Regions from separate parts of the Homo sapiens genome. Here region 1 is linked to region 2. A link is a loop called in an ENCODE intact Hi-C map of the cell type or tissue named here. Cell type or tissue: uterus. All regions are shown on one strand. Each heading gives the region's core, and the rest is flanking DNA. Links, peaks and the distances in the headings are about the cores only.

Region 1 (2,921 bases), core at 129-2,628, 180 kb before region 2:
CACGATTTTGGCTCACTGCAACCTCCCGCCCACGGGTTCAAGCAATTCTCCTGCCTCAGCCCCCCGAATAGCTGGGATTACAGACATATACCACCACGCCTGGCTAATTTTGTATTTTTAGTAGAGACAGGGTTTCTCCATGTTGGTCAGGCTGGTCTCAAACTCCCAACCTCAGGTGATCTGCCCGCCTTGGCCTCCCAAAGTGCTAGGATTAGAGGCGTGAGCCACTGCGCCCAGCTCTTTTAATATTTTTATTATCTAAAAAATAATAGTCATTATTGATGATCATATGTCATTTGACTAAAGACAGTATTTGTCAAACTTAATAGATTTTGCTTCCAATATCTTTTGGCAGATTTTTTAAAAATCAAAAGAACTCAAAAATCCTCGAGGGTAGTTTTTCAGTATGCCATATGCACTCATTAAAAGCAACTGCAGAAAATAAACATTTCAAATATTTTTGAACAATGACAAAAGATAAAATGCCTCCTAAAATGCCTACTTGAAGTGAACATAATTATTTGTCTATAACGTGAGTCACATATTACAATACCCAATAACATAAAACAACTTTTCTATTTGAAAATTCTGTTATTCTATACATTAAACATCTCCTAATTATGTTCCACTGAACATGAAAAGGATTCTATAATCAAATACTGTTATTAGAAACTCAATATACTTGGATATTTGCACTGTACAATTAACAAGTTAAAAGTTCTGAAAAGGCTCAGTGCGGTGGCTCACGCCTATAATCCCAGCACTTTGGGAGGCCAAGGTGGGAGGATCACCTGAGGTAGGGAGTTCAAGACCAGCCTGACCAACATGGAGAAACCCCATCTCTACTAAAAATACAAAATTAGCCAGGCATGGTGGCACATGCCTGTAATGCCAGCTACTCGGGAGGCTGAGGCAGGACTTGAACCCAGGAGGCAGAGGTTGCGGTGAGCCAAGACAGTGCCATTGTACAACAGCCTGGGCAACAAGAGTGAAACTCTGTCTCAAAAAAAAAAAAGTTCTGAGAAGGGATTTTGATTAAATTCAGCATTTAACAAAGCTTTTATGACTGCAAAAGCCTTTTTATACAATATTCACTCTGTACCCAGGTCTAGTTCTTTTTTTAATCAATTCTGTTTTAAAGATGAATATTTTGTGACATTTATTCTTTCTTTAGAAATCTTCCAAAGAAGGCCAGCTGCGGTGGCTCACACCTGTAATCCCAGCACTTTGGGAGGCCAAGGCAGGTGGATCACGAGGTCAGGAGATCGAGACCATGCTGGCTAACACGGTGAAACCCCGTCTCTACTAAAAATACAAAAAATTAGCCAGGCATAGTGGCGGGCGCCTGTAGTCCCAGTTACTTGGGAGGCTGAGGCAGGAAAAAGGCATGAACCCAGGAGGCAGAGCTTGCAGTGAGCCAAGATCGCGCCACTGCACTCCAGCCTGGGCGCCAGAGTGAGACTCCGTCTCAAAAAAAAAGAGAAAAGAAATCTTCTAAAGAAGAAAATCTACTTTTTCTTTAATAGAATAAACTCATTCTATTCTGTTTGCAATTATCATATGGGTCCATTGAACCCTTTCATAAATCTGATACATTATGGAATCTTAATCTTATTTTTCCTAATTTTGGTATTTCAGCATCCTAGGAATCCTTTCACATTATCAATCATTCCCAACTATCCTAACAAAAAGACTAAAATGCAAAGCATGGTAGAAAGACCTTTCATGTAGAAACATGAAAGAATGACATGAAATAATCACTAATGCATAATCCTTCGGTTTTCTTTCTGTACTGCTCAAAGTATTACATCATCTTTCCAGAAGGCATTAAAGAGTCCGCAGATACCTTCTTTGTAGTTTTCCTTGAACACAGTTGAGAAATCAGAATTTTTCATTTTTCACAAATAGAAAAAAAAAAAGGAAAATTTAGACAAAGCAGAAAATAAATGCAAAAAGGCAGATAACCATTCTAGACTGAAGGTTCTCCACCTAGGCAATATTTACATTTTGAACCAGATAATACTTTGTAGCAGGAAAGCGTCTTGCACATTATAGGATGTTTAGTAGCATCCCTGGTCTCTATCCAGTAGATGTCATTAGCATCTGCTACCCCTCACTCCCTGGTTACAACAGCTGAAAATGTCTCCAGGCATTGCCAGATATCACCTGGGAAAAAACTCTCCCCAGTTGAGAACCAGTGCTCTGGACTCTAATTATAATGATGGTGAAATCAATCCTATAAGCAATAAATCAGATTATGATTTTCAGATGATGTACCATATGAATGGTCTCACTGAAAAAAAGGAATGAACAATATATTTCTAAGGACAAAAAGAAAATATGGTGGCCAGGCACAGTGGCTCACACCTGTAATTCCAGCATTTTGGGAGGCCAAGGTGGGCGGATCACGAGGTCAGGAGATCAAGACCATCCTGGCTAACAAAGTGAAACCTCATCTCTACTAAAAATACAAAAATTAGCTGGCTGTGGTGGCGAGTGCCTGTAATCCCAGCTACTAGGGAGGCTGAGGCAGAATTGCTTGAACCCAGGAGGCAGAGGTTGCAGTGAGCCGAGATCACGCCACTGCACTCCAGCCTGGGTGACAGAGTGGGACTCCATCTCAAAAAAAAATTAATTAAAAAAAAAAAGAAAATATGGTATCCTCACTTAGTCATTTATTAGGAAGGACTTCAAATTACATTATTTCATGACAAAAACCTGGACATCCTTAAAGAATGTGTGATAATATTCTTCCATCTTTTATGACGTTTGTACACCAAAATTTACTTAATATGGTTCATAAGTGGACAAACGTTGAAGGCAGGTACATATGTTAAAGTACTTAAAAGGAAACAGATGATGTAAAAATGAAAAAAATTCATTAAAATGTTTTGCAATTACAGAGCATGCAATTATGAAGA
Region 2 (2,921 bases), core at 197-2,696:
TCAAAAAATAAATAAAAAATTAAAAAAAAAAAAAGAAAAACCGTGGCCTAAGTCTTTCTCTTAAATATAGTCAAATTCAGCCAGGCGTGGTGGCTCATGCCTGTAACCCAGCACTTTGGGAGGCCAAGGTGGGTGGATCACCTGAGGTCAGGAGTTCAAGACCAGCCTGGCCAACATGGTGAAACCCCGTCTCTATTAAAAATATAAAAATTTGCCGGGCGTGGTGGCATGCACCTGTAGTCCCAGCTACTCGGGAGGCTGAGGCAGGAGAATCGCTTGAACCCGGGAGGCAGAGGTTGCAGTGAGCCGAGATCGTGCCACTGCACTCCAGCCTGGGCGAAAGAGCGAGACTCCGTCTCAAAAATAAATAAATAAATAAATATAGTCAAATTCAGAAGGAGGAGGAAAAGGATATATAGTAGTCCCCCCTTATCTGCAGAGGGTACATTCCAGGACCCTCAGTGGATGCCTGAAACACCAGACAATACCAAACCCTATATATACTATGTTTTTTCCTACACATACATACCTACGATAAAGTTTATACATTAGGCACAGTAAGAGATTAACAATTACTAATGATAAAATAGAAAAATTATAACAGGCCAGGCGTGGTGGCTCACCCCTGTAATCCTAGCACTTTGGGAGGCTGAGGCAGGTGGATCACCTGAGGTCAGGAGTTCGAGACCAGCCTGGCCAACATGGCGAACCCTGTCTCTACTAAAAATACAAAACTTAGCCGGGCGTGGTGGTGTGTGCCTGTAGTCCCAGCTACTCGGGAGGCTGAGGCAGGAGAATGGCTTGAACCCAGGAGGCGGAGGTTGCAGTGAGCCAAGATCGCACCACTGCACCCCAGTCTGGGCAACAGAGCAAGACTCCATCTCAAAAAAAAAAAAAAAGAAAAATTATAACAATATGCCAGCATCACTACTCTTATACTTTGGGGCCATTATTAAGTAAAGTAAGGGTTACCTGAACACAAACACAGTGAAACTGGGATAGTTGATCTGATAACTGAGAAGGCTATGACATGACCAACCAGAGGGTAGAGCAGACAGCATGGATACACTGGACAAGAATGATTAACATCTTGGGTGGGATGACAGAGGAAGGTGCAATATTTCATCACACTACTCAGAATGGTGTGCACTTTCAAACTTATAAACTGTTGGCCAGGTGCGGTGGCTCATGCCTGTAATCCCAGCACTTTGGGAGGCCGAGGCAGGCGGATCACGAGGTCAAGAGCTCGAGACTATCCTAGCCAACATGGTGAAACCCCGTCTCTACTAAAAATACAAAAATTAGCTGGGTGTGGTGGCACACGCCTGTAGTCCCAGCTGCTCGGGAGGGCTGAGGCAGGAAAATCCCTTGAACCAGGGAGGCAGAGGTTGCAGTGAGCCAAGATTGTGCCACTGCACTCCGGCCTTGTGACAGAGCGAGACTCCGTCTCAAAAAAAAAAAAAAAAAAAATTATGAACTTTATTTCTGGAGTTTTCCATGTAATATTTTTGGATAGCAGTTGAACATGGGTAACTCGAAGGGGGAGGAATAGTGTAGTACTTTTGAAAGCAAATGTGTTTTATTAATTTCGTTCAGCTCCCAGGTTATAAAACTATTCAGGGTAGTAAAAAATCAACTGTATGGAAAATACAGGGCTTTCATCAGCAGACAGAAAACTTGGTAGTTGTGAAACTTCTCATTGGGAAAAGATCTCCATAAAGAAATCATGCAGCTGGGCTGGGCACGGTTGCTCATGCCTGTAATCCCAGCACTTTGGGAGGCCAAGGCGGGCAGATCACGAGGTCAGGAGATCGAGACCATCCTGGCCAACACGGTGAAACCCCGTGTCTACTAAAAATACAAAAATTAGCTGGGCATGGTGGGTGACGTGTGCCTGTAATCCTAGCTACTTGGAAGGCTGAAGCAGGAGAATTGCTTGAACCTGGGAGGCAGAGGTTGCAGTGAGCTGAGATGGCGCCATTGCACTCCAGCCTGGTGACAGAGCGAGACTCCGTCTCAAAAAAAAAAAAAAGAAAGAAAGAAATCATGCAGCTGATAGACACAGCGCATTGTGACTTTCTTCTACCTTGGCCAGTCTGGAGCAGAACACAGCCAGTCCCTCATGCAGGGTCCGCATCAGCTCTCATTTTCCACCCACACATTTCTAGGTGTAACCACTTCCTTGTAGAGTCTAGACTAGCAAAACTGGGGGATCTGGCTCCATGGCAGCAAAATACTTCTCTCTGCTTTACCTCAGCAGGAAGCATACATGAGATTATAACTAGGGCAGGAATGGTCCTCAGAATAAAGATGTAGGCCGAGCACGGTAGCTCACACCTGTAATCCCAGCATTTTGTGAGGCCAAGGCGGGCAGATCACCTGAGGTCAGGAATTTGAGACCAGCCTGGCCAACGTGGTGCGAAACCCTGTCTCTACTAAAAATATAAAAATTAGCTGGGCGTGGTGGCGTGTACCTGTAATCCCAGCTACTCGGGAGGCTGAGGCAGGAGAATCACTTGAACCTGGGAGGTGGAGGTTGCAGTGAGCCGAGATTGTGCCATTGCACTCCAGCCTGGACAACGAGCGAAATTCCATCTCAATTAAAAAAAAAAAAGAATAAAGATGTAACCTGCACTTCTGGTTAGTTCATAAGCCTGGCTTTTTAAACATCTATATCCTCCTGCTGGACTGCCACTCTGACCTATATGCCTCTGTTGACTCACTACCTAGGTGAGTCCTGGCTGTGGAAGTAAATTACCTGGCTGCTAGTGTCTGGCTCAGAACTGACAGGAGCTCCCAGTTATCTCCCTTTTTCTAGCTGGGTATCTAGTGATCCCTGCTGGGCCTGACCCCTAACTCCATAGCCATGCCGTAAAATACCCATGTTTATGGTGGTGACATGAAAAGGGAAAGAGAACCAA

The links. Hi-C counts contacts between places; a loop is a spot of excess contacts. Peaks named below come from ENCODE experiments on the same cell type or tissue, not always from the same donor. Only the 100,000 strongest peaks of a DNase experiment are listed, where the experiment ranks them.
Region 1: a loop joins it to region 2, with 9 times the contacts of the local background. A loop is called at or near these places in 20 of 110 quality-filtered maps.

Annotation. Positions count from the first base shown.
Region 1 is chr4:75,501,070-75,503,990 of GRCh38, forward strand. All of the region lies in intron 3 of RCHY1 (ring finger and CHY zinc finger domain containing 1), which reads right to left. Among named protein-coding and RNA genes, the nearest start is that of RCHY1, 12 kb to the right of the region's middle. In uterus, for the core only: no CTCF peak of the experiment used is centred there; no DNase peak of the experiment used is centred there.
Region 2 is chr4:75,680,965-75,683,885 of GRCh38, forward strand. It overlaps a transcript of G3BP2 not described here. Among named protein-coding and RNA genes, the nearest start is that of G3BP2, 9.0 kb to the left of the region's middle. In uterus, for the core only: no CTCF peak of the experiment used is centred there; no DNase peak of the experiment used is centred there.